Linked DNA regions of Homo sapiens: regions 1, 3, 4 and 5 are each linked to region 2. A link is a contact called in ENCODE Hi-C or POLR2A ChIA-PET data. All regions are on one chromosome and are shown on one strand. Each heading gives the region's core, a stretch centred on a gene start or an enhancer-like site at or near the end of the contact. The rest is flanking DNA. Distances are from core to core; before and after follow the strand shown. Region 1 has its middle 30 kb from the start of PDGFB. Region 2 holds the start of CBX6 (chromobox 6). Region 3 has its middle 22 kb from the start of PDGFB. Region 4 holds the start of TPTEP2-CSNK1E (TPTEP2-CSNK1E readthrough). Region 5 has its middle 21 kb from the start of CBX7.

The links. Hi-C counts contacts between places; a loop is a spot of excess contacts on that map. ChIA-PET counts read pairs that join two places held with the same protein, here RNA polymerase II (POLR2A). Pooled maps may share reads with other maps.
Region 1: POLR2A ChIA-PET joins it to region 2 with 29 read pairs in PC-9. The contact joins the enhancer-like site here to the promoter of CBX6 in region 2. POLR2A ChIA-PET finds 5 or more read pairs at or near these places in 4 of 52 experiments (A549, GM12878, PC-9 and 1 more).
Region 3: a loop to region 2 is called in a pooled map, with 5 times the contacts of the local background. The contact joins the enhancer-like site here to the promoter of CBX6 in region 2. A Hi-C loop is called at or near these places in 1 of 168 maps with a recorded cell type or tissue (ascending aorta), 1 of 37 single-sample maps with no recorded cell type and 4 of 50 pooled maps. POLR2A ChIA-PET finds 5 or more read pairs at or near these places in 1 of 52 experiments (activated CD4-positive, alpha-beta T cell).
Region 4: a map of CD8-positive, alpha-beta T cell shows a loop between it and region 2 (4-fold over the local background). The contact joins the promoter of TPTEP2-CSNK1E here to the promoter of CBX6 in region 2. A Hi-C loop is called at or near these places in 1 of 168 maps with a recorded cell type or tissue (CD8-positive, alpha-beta T cell), 2 of 37 single-sample maps with no recorded cell type and 9 of 50 pooled maps.
Region 5: a pooled map shows a loop between it and region 2 (4-fold over the local background). The contact joins the enhancer-like site here to the promoter of CBX6 in region 2. A Hi-C loop is called at or near these places in 6 of 50 pooled maps. POLR2A ChIA-PET finds 5 or more read pairs at or near these places in 2 of 52 experiments (H1 and activated naive CD4-positive, alpha-beta T cell).

What each region holds. Positions count from the first base shown.
Region 1 is chr22:39,213,221-39,215,920 of GRCh38, reverse strand. No RefSeq gene overlaps it. Among named protein-coding and RNA genes, the nearest start is that of PDGFB, 30 kb to the left of the region's middle. RefSeq lists enhancers at 405-1,604, 1,621-2,239, 2,240-2,700. Within about 2 kb of position 1,305, at least 8 of the 41 ENCODE cell types and tissues checked have a DNase peak (open chromatin) inside an H3K27ac peak, as active enhancers do; they include PC-9, where a contact is called at or near this core.
Region 2 is chr22:38,870,948-38,873,647 of GRCh38, reverse strand. It overlaps CBX6 (chromobox 6), which reads left to right and starts at 1,432. Exons shown (of 5, transcript NM_014292.5): 1 at 1,432-1,526; 2 at 1,703-1,746; 3 at 1,891-1,956; 4 at 2,102-2,168. The coding sequence starts at 1,458. RefSeq lists enhancers at 1-289, 126-675, 676-1,226 and silencers at 1,221-1,480, 1,511-1,660, 1,761-1,810.
Region 3 is chr22:39,265,394-39,268,093 of GRCh38, reverse strand. No RefSeq gene overlaps it. Among named protein-coding and RNA genes, the nearest start is that of PDGFB, 22 kb to the right of the region's middle. RefSeq lists enhancers at 1,024-1,293, 1,474-1,553. Within about 2 kb of position 1,315, at least 7 of the 41 ENCODE cell types and tissues checked have a DNase peak (open chromatin) inside an H3K27ac peak, as active enhancers do.
Region 4 is chr22:38,397,481-38,400,180 of GRCh38, reverse strand. TPTEP2-CSNK1E (TPTEP2-CSNK1E readthrough) reads left to right here and starts at 1,266. Exons shown (of 15, transcript NM_001289912.2): 1 at 1,266-1,743. It also overlaps the pseudogene TPTEP2. RefSeq lists a silencer at 1,209-1,488 and an enhancer at 1,754-2,537.
Region 5 is chr22:39,172,687-39,175,386 of GRCh38, reverse strand. No RefSeq gene overlaps it. Among named protein-coding and RNA genes, the nearest start is that of CBX7, 21 kb to the right of the region's middle. RefSeq lists an enhancer at 1,202-1,871. Within about 2 kb of position 1,271, at least 37 of the 41 ENCODE cell types and tissues checked have a DNase peak (open chromatin) inside an H3K27ac peak, as active enhancers do.

The DNA.
Region 1 (2,700 bases), core at 56-2,555, 340 kb before region 2:
GATGTCTGATGATAGGAAATGACATTCTACACAGGTTTTGGTTTGAGATTGCTATTTAATCTCGCCCCTCAGGGCCTCCTGCCACCTGACTCCAGCTGAAGACTCTGAGGATGGGGGCCACATGAGGGTGATTACAGGGTCCCTTCTTCGGCAGGACCAGCCGCATCAGACAGCGAAGAGGAGCTGCTCAGCTGGCAAGGGGACTTGGCGGGGAGTGAGGGTTCAGGGTGTTCCAATCAGCCAGAATCCTCCTTAGAGCTGGTGAGGCCATGGCATCGCTCATGATGTAATTCACCATTCTGTAGGCTCGAATTTTGAGTTTCATTTTTGGCTGTCTCAGTCTTACCACAGTGAGAATTAGGAAACATTTTTACTGCAGTTATAGAAGTCCTTCGTTTTCTTTCTTCCCTTATTTTTTATTTTTTAGTTTTTTTGTTTTTAAGACAGGTTCTTGCTCTGTCACTCAGGCTGGAGTGCAGTGGTGTGATCAAAGCTCACTGCAGTCTCGATTTCCCCGACTCAAGCCATTCTCCCGCCTCAGCCTCCCAAGTAGCTAGGACTACAGGTGCACACACCATGCCTGGCTGATATATATATTTTTAAACTTTTTAGTAGAAAAAAGTAAAAACAGGGTCTTTACTTAGTAGAGATGGGGGTCTCACTATGTTGCCCAGGTTGGTCTCGAACTCCTGAGCAAAAGTGATCCTCCTGCCTCGGCCTCGCAAAGTACCGGGATTACAGGCATGAGGTACTGCACCTGGCCCAGAAGTCCTCAGTTTTTGATCTGGGTCTTGAGCCAAGAATTTAGGAATTTAGGAGACGGGCTTCTGCATCTTTAACAGTGCAGTGCTGTAGAGCCCATTCAGTCTAATTCCTCATTCCTTTCATTCTTTTCTAAGGCAATGAATTCTCAATGAAGCTTTGTTTTCAACGGGCTCTTCCTTCCCGGTGACTCCAGGTGGCAAATCTGACATTCTGCTTCCCCTGCATGCCATGGCTTCCAGATCTGAGCCCTTATGATGTGCTGAATTTTTACTGACTTCAGCCCCAAGCAGTCCAGATAACCAATTCCAGCTTCTCCGAGCTTCCTCCAACATCCACTGCCTGTAACCACTCCTGACACCAACTTCTATATAAGGCAAGGTTCTTAGTTGCAGGTAACATAAACCAGCTCCGGTTAACTTATAAAGAAACGGATGTTCAAAGAATGGATATTGAAAAGGATATTCAAAGAATTCCAGGTGACTCATGCATTGCTGAGCAGGCTTGGAGACCTGGTTTTGTGGTATGCAAACAGGATCAGTCCTCTCCAATGCAGCCTGAGGTCAGTGCTCTGAACACCTGTTTGACACTGCAGCCCCTGTGACTGGCACCTTCCAACTGAATACCCAGCACTGGGCACTGTGGCTCCACGGCTCAGCCAGGGAGACGCTCTGCTTCTTTGCAGCACTAATTTTGTTGTTCAGTCTTGAGTTGGTGTGCCTGACTGGTGAGCCTCACAGACTTCAGCTGTGTCTGAGAAAGGGCGTAGTGGGGATTTTTAGTTTCTAGGCGGGCGGGCGGGGGGTGGTCCCTGGGTCCACAGCCTACAAGGTGCGGTTCAGACGGTGTGTGGTCAAAACAACGAAACGTAAGTGGAATGTCTGTTTCATTCTGTACCACGTTTCTTCCATTTCTTCCAGCTGAGCACAGGATGAGGCTGCCTGCCCAGATAGCTGTCCCTTCTGACTTAGGATCTCTTTGGCTGTACATTGAAGGATGAAGAAGTGTGTAGCTGTTTTACCTATGACTGGATTCCCAGATCCTAGCTCAGCTGCGGACACACCATGGGCACTCACTTCATGTTGTTAGGTGATGGAACATGTCTTGTGGGGACAGGACTAAGGGTGAGACACCTGCCCCAGGTGCAAAGGTTAAAGGGGCACCAAAAATTCTCAGTGATCAAAATAAGTCATCATTTCATGCAATATGTATATATTTTTTGAGGCAGAGTCGTGCTCTGTCACCCAAGCTGGAGTGCAGTAGCGTGATCTCAGCTCACTGCAACCTTCGCCTCCTGGGTTCAAGTGATTCTTGTGCTTCAGCTGCCTGCGTAGCTGGGACCACAGGCACATGCCACCACACCTGGCTAATTTTTGTATTTTTAGGACAGACAGGGTTTTGCCATGTTGGCCAGGCTGGTCTCAAACTCCTGACCTCAATGATCTGCCTGCTTCAGCCCCCTGAAGTGCTGGAATTACAGGCGTGAGCCACCACGCTCAGCCTCATGCAGTATTTTAAGAAATCAAAATTAATGCAAACAAGTTCACCACGAGCCAGTCCGGGAGTGGTGGCTCATGCCTGTAATCCCAGCACTTTGGGAGGCCGAGGTGGGCAGATACTTGAGGTCAGGAATTTGAGACCAGTCTGGCCAACATGGTGAAACCCCGTCTCTACTAAAAACACAAAAATTAGCCAGACATGGTGGCGGGCGCTTGTAATCCCAGCTACTTGAGAGGCTGAGGCAGGAGAATCGCTTGAACCTGGGAGGCGGAGGTTGTAGTGAGCTAAGATTGCACCACTGCACTCAAGCCTGGGTGAGCGAGACTCCAACTCAAAAAAAAAAAAAAAAAAAAAAAAAAGAAAGAAAGAAAAAAAATTTACCATGAGCCAAAATTTCAAAATTTCACTTCAAGACAGGAGTTGAAACGAGCACTTACA
Region 2 (2,700 bases), core at 183-2,682:
TCCCCACCCCATCTCAGCCCCAAGGTGGTCACTGGAAGGATGGTGAAATCTGTATTTAATGACACTGAAAGATGTCCACTTTATAGCATTAAGGGAGAAAAGCAGATTCCAGAACAGTGTGAATAGCGTGATCCCATTTTGTTAAAAAATTAAATCTACAGACAATGTGTATGTGTATGTATATACATACATACATAGGTGTACGTGAGTTTATGTACGCATAGAGCAGAGGCTGGAAGATTGGTGAAGATGTTAACAATGGTTTTATGGGGGTTATGGACAGTTGTTTTATCTGTATTTTTAAAATTGTTTTACAAAGAACAAGACTACTAACATAATGGGAAATAAAGTTCAAGTAATTTCAACATTTAAAAAGTGGAGCGTTTTGCGCGGCAGGGCTATTTTTTGTGTGTCCGTTCCTGGACAGCCCCAGCTCGATCCCCCGCCCCTCCTCAAGTGGGAAGCTGGGATCTGGGCTCCCCAGAGCAATGGCGGAAGCTTCGCGCAGCTGCGGGCGGGGAGAGGGACGCGGCCAGGTCGGGGGGCCGGGAGGGGTGCTGGGAATCGGAAAACACAGATATGACCGCGAAGGCGGTTTCTGCCGAATGACCAGATGATGACCCGCTGTGGGCCCAAGGCGGAGTGCGGGGAGCCCGTTCCTGCCCGCGGTCCCTCTCCCTCCCCCACTGCCACACCGGCCCCGCCGAATCCTCCCCGGTCTCCTGGGCGAGGACAGGTGCCGCCCGAGACCCCGGCCGCAGACAGATGCCCACGGTCACTCCGGCCTTCCTCGGCCCCATTCGCCGCACACCCCCTTCCTGCGGTGGCGTTTTTGTTTTAACTCTTCTGAACTGGTTACAAAACCACCCTCCCACGAATACATAAATAATGGGTGGGGGGCGATGTTTTAAAGAAATTCCCGCAAGGCCTGGCAAGGCAACAGCAACTGCATTTCTGCTGCATCATATTTAACTGTTTGCAGGCTGCTGCGGGAGATGCGCGGTGGCGGCGAGACTCGGGCTCCACAGCCCTTCTCCGCCCGGGGCCTGGCGAGACTCGCGTGGGGATTAAGAGGCAAGGAGAGGGTGTCAGCGATCGGGCGCCGGCAAGATGTGAGGGGGGGTGATAAGCGTAAGGCCGCAGCGTGCCCACAAGCCGGGCACCCATCGGGTCGGCCGGCAATTGCTCCCTCCGCCCGCGCGGCCCCTTTAAGAGCCAGCGCGCGCCCCCGCCCCGCGAGCGCCGACTTTCCCTAGCAACCGCCCCGGGGGAGGGGGAGGTCCTGGCAACCGCGCGCCAGCCGCGAGGATCACGTGACGGCCCGCAGCTGGAACGCGAGCGCGCGCCCCGCCGCGCTCCCGCCCGCCGGGGCCTGGGCGCTGCGGCGCGTGCGCGAGCGGTGCCGCACCGGCCGCGGGCGCAGGGAGTATTATGGGCTGTGGGTGCCGCTGAGCAAGATGGAGCTGTCTGCAGTGGGCGAGCGGGTCTTCGCGGCCGAATCCATCATCAAACGGCGGATCCGAAAGGTGAGCCGCCGCCCGGGGCGGGCCGCCGCTGTCCGCAGCCGGGGCCGGGGCCGGGGGCCCTCGGGGCGAAGCGGTCCCGCTAGCCCGGCTCCCTCGCCCAGCCCCGCGCCGCCGCCTCCTCGCGTCCCCGCATCCTCCCCACCCCCACCCCCGTTTTTCTCCCCTCTGTTTTTCAGGGACGCATCGAGTACCTGGTGAAATGGAAGGGGTGGGCGATCAAGTGAGTGTCGCGGGGTCCGGGGGCGTCGCGGGAGGGGAGGCAGCGGGCACCGGGGCCTGGGGTGGGGGTGCGCGCTCTTGCTCTCGCCGCGTGCCTGTCCCTCTCTGGTCTTCATCCTGATTTTGTGCGTTTGTGACTCGGCAGGTACAGCACTTGGGAGCCCGAGGAGAACATCCTGGACTCGCGGCTCATTGCAGCCTTCGAACAAAAGTGAGTTGTTGGGGAAGCTGGCAGGGGCTGCGAGGCCGAGGCTCGGCTGGGGCGCCGCGCGGGGAAGCGGGAGAGCCGGGGAGGGCAGCGCGGAGTGGGGCCCGGGAAGGGGCTCTTTTTAACCTCTGGTGTTTTTCGGCCGCAGGGAGAGGGAGCGTGAGCTGTATGGGCCCAAGAAGAGGGGACCCAAACCCAAAACTTTCCTCCTGAAGGTAACCTGGCCCAGCCCCAGCAGCATCCCCCTCTCGGGCCCCCAGCCCCGGCACAGCACGGGGCCTGGAAGGGAGGGACAGATACGCGGCCGCCCAAGCGGGCCGGCCTTTTCAGAGGGGCCCCAGCTGGGCAGGGGGTGGTTGTGAGCCCCCCCAGAAGCCCCTGATGGCAGGCCTCAGCCAGCATCAGCTTCAACAAGAGGGTTTTGGGACTGGGGATAATCCTCCCTGTTGAAACCAGGGGCTGGGGATGCCTTTAGGGCTCCAGGAAAGGGGGTGGCTGAGGCAGGTGGGGGATGCCCATGGGAAGGGGGCATTTGTTTGAGCTGTTATGACTGTGCTGGGAGTTGGAACCCAGGGGGAGAGTGAGTGGGGTCCCACCTCCTGGCAGGGCACAAGGAGAGGATTTGGGGGACCACCTGCCTCCCTGCCCCCAGCTTCCCCCGTTCAGTCTTTCAGGATTTGTTCTTCATGGCTCCCCTCCTTTCTTGGGGATCCAACTTGAATTTGACCTCAAATCATTTTACTTTGA
Region 3 (2,700 bases), core at 66-2,565, 390 kb before region 2:
CCATGCCAGCCAAGGAGCAACCCCTAAATATGGAAAAAGGAAAGCTATCTGTAGAAAGATATTAATCGAAATATATTATTTATAGCTTCGAAAAACTGGAAATAACTGAGATTTCCAACAATGAGGGAATGGCAAAATAAACCATGGAATATGGTTTGACAAAATATTAGGCAGCCAATAAAAATGAGGTTCAGAGAAGAGGAAAAAGAAACGAGATTACAGAGAGTGAAAGAACTAGAAAAGTGGCCATGATATAATGGCAGGTCAAAAAGGCAGGATACCACCTTTTTTTTTTCTTTTAATATACAGTATGACCTCAGCCCCATTTTTTTTTTAAAGTCCTCAAACAAAAAACTATGGAAGGAAATACATCAAACCTTAACAATGATTGTCTCTGGGTGGTGGGGCTGTGGGTGGTGATTTTTCTTCCTTATTTTGACTTTTCTGCAATTTTTAGATTTTCATAAATGAACATGTATTGTTGCTTTTATGGTAAAGATATTAAAAATGATTTTTTTTTGACGGAGTCTTGCTCTGTCGCCCAGGCTGGAGTGCAGTGGCATGATCTTGGCTCACTGCAACCTCCGCCTCATAGGTTCAAGTGATTCTCCTGCCTCAGCCTCCCGAGTAGCTGGGACTACAGGCGTCCGCCACCACTCCTGACTATTTTTTTTTTGCATTTTTAGTAGAGACAGGGTTTCACCATATTGGCCAGACTGGTCTCGAACTCCTGACCTTGTGATCCGCCCACCTCGGCCTCCCAAAGTGCTGGGATTACAGGCATGAGCCACTGTGCCCGGCCAAGACATTAAAAATGAAAAAAAAAAATCAAAGGAATTCGGGGTGGGGATGGGGTGGATGCTGTCTGTGCTCTGCCCTCGAGTCTCTGAGAGGGAGTTGGCATCAGGGAAGGTTCTAGGCTTGGAGGTGGCAGCCAGGTGTCAGGGGCTGCCTGTGTGATCCTGGGCAGATCCCTTTAGGCCTCAGTGGCACATCCTGTCAGATGGGGCCTGGTCACCTACTTTTCTTTTTTCTTTTGGAGAAAGGGTCTCATTCCTGTTGCCCAGACTGGTGTGCAGTGGCATGCCATCATGGCTCACTGCACTCTTGACTTCCCGGCTCAGGTGATCCTCCCACCTCAGCCTCCTGAGTAGCTGGAACTACAGGTTTGTGCCACCACACCCGGCTAATTTTTTGTATTTTTAGTAGAGACAGGGTTTCACCATGTTGCCCAAGCTGGTCTTTAAACTCCTGGCCTCAAGTGATCCGCCCACCAGCCTCCCAGAGTGCTGGGATTACTGACGTGAGCCACTGCATCTGCACCCGGGCCTCTGGCCACCTATTTGACAGAGCGTGTAGCAAGAACAGGAAGGGAACGTGGCTGAAAACAGTATCGTTGTTAGTTCTTAGGAAGGCCAGTTCTGTTTTCAGACACCCGGAAAGATGTCAGCGTTCTTACTGGGGTGTCCCTGGGAGTATTTTTAGTCCCAGAGGTACAGATGTTCCTGACTCATTTTGGAAAGTAGAACTGGGGTGATCTCTAGACACGCATCACTCTGTGTGGGAGGGGCATGGCCAGGAAGTCAGAGTCCTGGGTTCTAGGGCTGGCTCTTCCCATACTGCTGTGTGATCTTAGACGAGTCACTCAGGCTTCCTGGGCCTCAGCTTCCCCTGTGCAATGGGCTTTGGACACAGAGATCACTAAGATGAATAAACTCTCTGTTTAAACGAGGCCTTCTCCCCCAGGCCCTAAGGGGCAGGAACCCAGGAGTCTGAGAGTGAGCCCCTTACCGGCTGTGGTCCCCAGAAACTTTTTTTTTTTTTTTTCTTGAGACGGAGTTTCACTCTTGTTACTCCAGGCTGGAGTGCAGTGGCACAATCTCGGCTCATTGCAACCTCTGCCTCCCGGGTTCAAGCGATTCTCCTGCCTCAGCCTCCCGAGTAGCTGGGACTACAGGCGCGTGCCATCACGCCCTGCTAATTTTTGTATTTTATTAGAGATGGGGTTTCATGATGTTGGCCAGGATGGTCTTGATCTCTTGACCTCATGATCCACCCGCCTCGGCCTCCCAAAGTGCTGGGATTACAGGTGTGAGCCACTGTGCCCAGCCTCCCAGAACCTTCATATGTGTCCTGTTACCTTATTTCCAGCCACCCTTCCCTAGGGGAGTATGTATGTGTGTAAGGGTATGTGTGTGTGGGTCTATGGAAACTCAGTTCACCATGATGGGATCACCTTGTTTCCCTGGACCTCCTCAATGGTATTCCACTGCTCGGAGTGTCTAGTGGTGGGGGAGGATGGAGGCTGCCTCGGAGCAGGTGGTGTGTCCAGGAAGAGAGTGCCTGTGATGGACCGGACGCCCGTCCGTGTGGTGTGCACACACATCCCCAGCCCGCGCGAGCAGGGAGCTGTGATGGGGCCCGGGGAGTTTCTGGCTACCCTTGTCCTTGGTGCCATGAGGAACCTCAGAAAGGACTCAGTCCTGAGCACTCCCAGGCTCCCACTCTGACACATGTAGTAGATGTGTGCGACAAGCACATCACGTCCCTGTAGACGCAGCTCAAAGCCTAATCATGGTGCATGCACTTTCTGTGCTTTCTACAGGCCCAGCTTTCCACAGAACCAGCGCCAGGAACCTTCAGAACGATTCTGTGAGACAGGCACTGATTCTCTTCAGCATTTACTGATGGGGAAACAGA
Region 4 (2,700 bases), core at 17-2,516, 470 kb after region 2:
TTTTTAGTGCTGGCCTAAGAATCTACCGGCACTGCTAATTAATTGTGAGTAATTGATTGGCTTCCTTTTTAAAAAAGACTAACCAGACCATATGGGGGGTTAGTAGTTATATATAAAATGACAGCAAAACATGACACTTGGCAAATTCTTCCCCTTTGCTGAGCTGTCTTCTCAAATTCCTTTTCCTATTTATTAAGATTGCATTGCTCACCAGCTCCGGATCGTTTCTGTAGTGCGTTCTTTCTTTTGATTTAGGAAATAGATATTTTAAATGCTTTTCTTGATGTGTTTTAAAGTTTTTTCATTTTGGATATGCCGAAGGCCAGTAAAAAAACAAATATTTGGCTATTTTGTTGGTAGCGACTTGCATAGATCCATTTCACATTTGCATTAGTTTGCATTTTGGGGTAGAAAAATTGTGGATATGTTTGTTATGTCTGTGGTTCCTCGAGGCTTACTTAAAATGGGGAAATATCACAGGCCTTAGGAATCAGGATTTTTTTTGTCCTTTTTTTCAGTAAGAAAAAAAAAACAGTTGGGAAACGATTTAAATGAGTTGTGCGTAGGGAGGAGGGGAAAGGGTAGCGGTTTTTTGTTTTTTTTTGTCCCCGGTTTCCTCCAAATGGATTTCTATCAAAACCAAGTAGATTCTTGGAACCTAGTCTAAGTTTAGAAATCTCAAGTTAGAATAGCGCAAGCCCAGTCCTTTCAGAAAAAAAAAAATCAGAACAATTAAATAGCTTTCTGAAGATACTCATTTAAAAACTTTATCTTCTCGACCTTCCTCACGCTTGAAGAAAATCTGAGGTGTTTTTCGCGCACAGCTGCCTTCTAACCCGCGAGCAACGGCGTTAAGGTTTTGTTTGTAATTCGGGGTGACCCAGGAGTTCGGGCCGCGGGCCCCTCCCCTCGCCCGGGCACACCTTGCAGAGGAGGGGGCGGCGGGGACGGGACCCGGGTCTGCGCCTGCGCACACCCTCGCGGCCCCCCCCGCCCCCCCCGCCGGGTACCTGTCACGGCTACCGCCGCGGCGCTCGCCCGCCACGTTAAATCGGATGGCGGGAGTAGGGGTATGGGGCGGGGGGCGCGGGGAGGGTGGCACGGCGCGTGCGTGCGCGGGAGTCGCCGAGCGATAACTGGGAGTGCGCGCGCTCGCCGCTCGCTCGCGTCCCGGAGGCGGAGTCTGTGGCGGGGGGCGGAGCGGGGGCGGGCCTATGCTAGTCACGTGGGCGCGGGGGCGGGGTGGGGCGGGGCGGGGCGTCTCCGAGCGGCGGGCCGAGGGAGGGCGCAGCAGCTGCTCCCTGAACACTTTCTGACCCAACAGTCCCCCAGCGCCGGACGCGCCGCGCCCTGGCGGCTCTAGGGACCCCCCCCGCGCCTGCACTTAGCCCCGCGCCCGAGGTGAGCCCGGCCCCTAAATCCTCCGGGCGGGGGTGGGGGTGCGGGACGCTCCTTTTTTGTTGGGGGTCTTGGAGGCGCGAAGGCACTAGGCGCCTCGGCAGATGGCTGCACCCCTCGCTTGCGGCTCCCCGTGTCTTTTGGGGGGCCGGGTGCGGGCGCGGAATCCGGGAGGTGTCCGCACAAAAGGCCGAGAAAACTGCGCGAGGCCTCCCTCCCTCCGCCCTCCCCGCCCCCTCCCCTCCGCGCCCGCTCCTCCTCTTTCAAACCCGGCCGGCCCGAGTGGAGTCAGCTCAGTCCCGGCAGCCGCCGCGCGAGGAAATGGCCGAGGGGCCGGAGCCACAGGTAAAGGGGGGCGCCCCCCGCCCGCGCCAGCCGGGGCGCCCGCCTGGTCCTGCGGAGGCTCCCGCGCCGCCCCCGAGGCGCCCGGCTCTCGTTGTCTTGTCCCCCCCCAGGATGACCTCAGTTCCCCGTCTCAGCTTTCTAGCTGCTCTTTCTAGGGCGCCCCCTCCCCAGCCGGCTCCTGCGCTTCCGCTGGCGGGAAGGTGCGGGCGATCCCGGGCTGCATCCGCTCTTGGCCGTCACACTCACGCCGCACGATTCAGAAGGGCTTGGGGTGCGGGGTTCCCTGAATCTCCGCCGGGAGCGGGGGTCCGGGGGTCTGCGGGGGTGGGCGGTGGGGGGCTGTTCCGAAAAGTTGGGTCGCCCCGCGGGGCGGGTCTCCCAATTTGCCCAGTCGGCCCTTGGGGCGCGGGCGGAGGGGGGACGTTGGCGTAGGGTCCCCCGCGATACCCCGGGAAGGGCCGGGGGAAGTTGGAAATGGCCAAAACAATGCGTCGGGACAGGCTTCCCCCGTAAACAATGGCCGGGACGGTCCACACGGGCCAGGCGGAGGGCGCGTCTAAGGGACCGCGGGAGGGGCTGGGCCTCTCCGCGGACCCCGAGGTGCGCCGGGTGACTCCCTCGGGTGCCCAAAAATCTGTCCCCGGGAGTCCTGGGGCGCCTGCTTATCCCTGAGCAGGGATGCACGGGGCTGCGTTTCCTGGATGTGTGCGATAAGGTGGCTTTTTTTTCCCTCCTCTAATTTTAAAGATTTTTCTTAAGTCTTAATGTTCTATAAACACTTAAAGAATATCTTTACAACTCAATTGTAGTGGAACACCCAAAGGCAGCTGGAAGCAGAACTGGGAACTCTAAAGGGCAGGAAGGATTGAAATGCTAGCCCAAAAGTGCTGCTGCTTTTTTTTTTTTTCTTTTCTTTTTTTAAAGGGAAGTTTCTGCCAGGAGGTGCCAAGTGGTGAA
Region 5 (2,700 bases), core at 22-2,521, 300 kb before region 2:
GGAGAACGGAGAAAATGCAGAGGCACGGGCTGTGCTGCCACCCTCGCAACCCCCGAAACCAGCCCAAAGTGATTGGAGACCAAGGGACCATCTGCACGAGAAATTCTCCCCATTTAGAAATAGGGGAAACTGAGGCACAGGGAGGCCATGTGGCTTGCTCAGAGTCATAGAGCTGTCACGCTGTCACCTAGTGGAGATGTGATTGGAATCCTGGGCTTTCTGTCTCTGGCCCCCACCTGGGGGCCCCTCACGGTTCCTCTCTTCTCCCCTGCTTCCCTAGCCCCCCAAGTCTGGCTGGTTCTATTCCAGTGTGTTGTCCTGTAAGGGCTTCGGGTCCCCCGGGGGGCCAGGGTCAGGTAAACAGGATCCCAGCCGCATTCCCTGACCTTGTTTACCTCCCAAAAGAATGTGAGGGCATTCTTCCCCTTCCCGGGCTGTGAGTCAGCTCCCAGCAATGCGCCGGCTGGCTGCTGGCTGCCCTTCCCCCATGCAACCCCCTCCAGACCCCTGCCCCTTGCCTTCTCACCCGGTGACGTCACTGATGTCACCCCTCCCCATACCCCCATGGAGCCCACCAGGCCTCCAGTTGCCATGGCGACGGCTCACAACAGGAAGCACAGCCCCATCGAGGCCTGCGCTGGGGCAGAAACACAGGAAGCCGCGCTAAGCACTGAGCAGCATTGTCAGCCCCGTAAAAAACAAAACAGGACAAAAAGATTTAATGAGAACAATCAGCCCAAAGAAAAAGGAAAAAAAAAAAAGACCAAAAAAACAAACAAAGCCAAACAGCCTGAAGGCAGGGGGCTGGCAGGGCTCCAAGGACCCCACGTTTTCCCTCCCAACACAATGTAGGCTCAATAATACTTCCTTCTCAGAAGGAGGCTCCCGGGGGTGAGCAGCGGCTGCAGCAGCTCCAAAACTACCCTTGGCTACCCTTGGTAACCCCAACGCAGGTCCAGCTCTATGCCCTCTACTGAAGGCTTTGGGGGACTGGATAGGCTAGTCCTGCCCCCACCTCCCCAAGTATTACCCCTCCTAAGTCCTGCTAGGGGACGTATTCAGTTCAGTGGAAGAAAGAGCACAGGCTCCTGGGTCACCCAGATGGAAAATCTACTCCTGGCCCAGCCGCTGCCTGATGATTGTGAGATTCTGTGTGGGTGGCGATCTCTCTTGCACCTCACTTTCCTCATTGGTTTTGCACCTCACTTTCCTCATTGGTTTTGTAACCATCACTGTCATCAGCATCCGCCTTCACACCTCACAGAGGTGTTGCAAAGCTCAGGCGAGCTGGCACATCAACTAGCACCCAGTAGGTGCTCAATGCGTGCAGAAGGAACTCACAGAGGATGAATGAATGGGGCAGAAATTCCGTGGAGGCAGCTAGCTCAGCTCTGAACTAACTATCAGAGATGGACAAGATGCCCCAGGGGGTATGGGGCTCCCCATCGCTAGACGGGGCAGGCTTGTGAAGGCTTGGTGGGACCTTGTGGAAGGGACTGAGCCCTGGAACAGGGAGGGTGTAGGGGAGGAGCAAAGCTCCCTCCCTCCAGCAGAAGGCTCTGGCCCAGTGGTCCTGTCTGGATAATCCCATTTAGTCTGGTATCTGGTTGATGCCTGCACCGTGACTATGGGAAGAGACCCCACAGTGTCAGTGGGGCAGTTAGTGGTGGGGGGACCCCTGGCTCTTTCTCCATTGCCTGGAGAGAGTAGGGTCCCAGGGCAGAGGAGGCCACCATTCTAGTCCATTTAGGAATGTGACGGATAAGAATGATCCCCGTGGGACAGTGGCAGAGCTGGACTCTGATCACACGGGCAGGTCAGGCCATCCCCTGTCATGTGGATCGGTCCAGCACCTGCTGTTAGCCCAGTGGTTCCTGCCAATGATTGGTGATAGAGCTGGCCTTGCAGGGCCCGGTTGGGGAGTGGGGAACGGGATGCTTAGGCGAGGAGGCTGACTGAGGTTCAGAGCCTGGCTCCAGGTGGTCAGAGAGGCCACCTGGGGGAAATGGGCCAGAAAATGCGGACGGGACTTTGTTGGGTAAGGACAAAAATGGTAGCTGTTCCACTCAAGGGCATAGCAGGAGCACAGGCGTGGCAGTGAGAAAGCCCAGGGTGTTCTGGCCACGGGACCCAGATCTGCACACCTGTAGTCAAAGTTGGTGTCACAAGATAGAGAGATCCCATGGAAAAGAGGCTGGAACCAGATCACAGAGGGTCTTCAGTGTCACTGCCAGGAGTCGGGAGCTGACACCCTAGGCACCGGGGAACTGCTGGGGGCTTTTGACCAGGGTAGTGATATGTGCAGCCGGGTAATTTAGGGTGACGCCTCCGTGTGGATTAGGAGTGGAGGATGCACCAGGAAACAGCATAGGATGGGAGGTCAGAATCTGGGGTCTGCTGAATTGGCTTCTTTTCTTTTGAACTTAATAATAATGAGACATAATAGGTGTTCAATCAGGCCGGGCACAGTGGCTCACGCTTGTAATCGCAGCACTTTGGGAGGCCGAAGCAGGCAGATCACCTGAGGTCAGGAGTTTGAGACCAGCCTGACCAAGGTGGTGAAACCCCATCTCTAGTTAAAAAAAAAAAAAAAAAAGTACAAAATTAGCCAGGCGTGGTAGCACACGCCTGTAATCCCAGCTACTTGGGAGGCTGAGGCAAGAGAATTGCTTGGACTCAGGAGGCGGAGTTTGCAGTGAG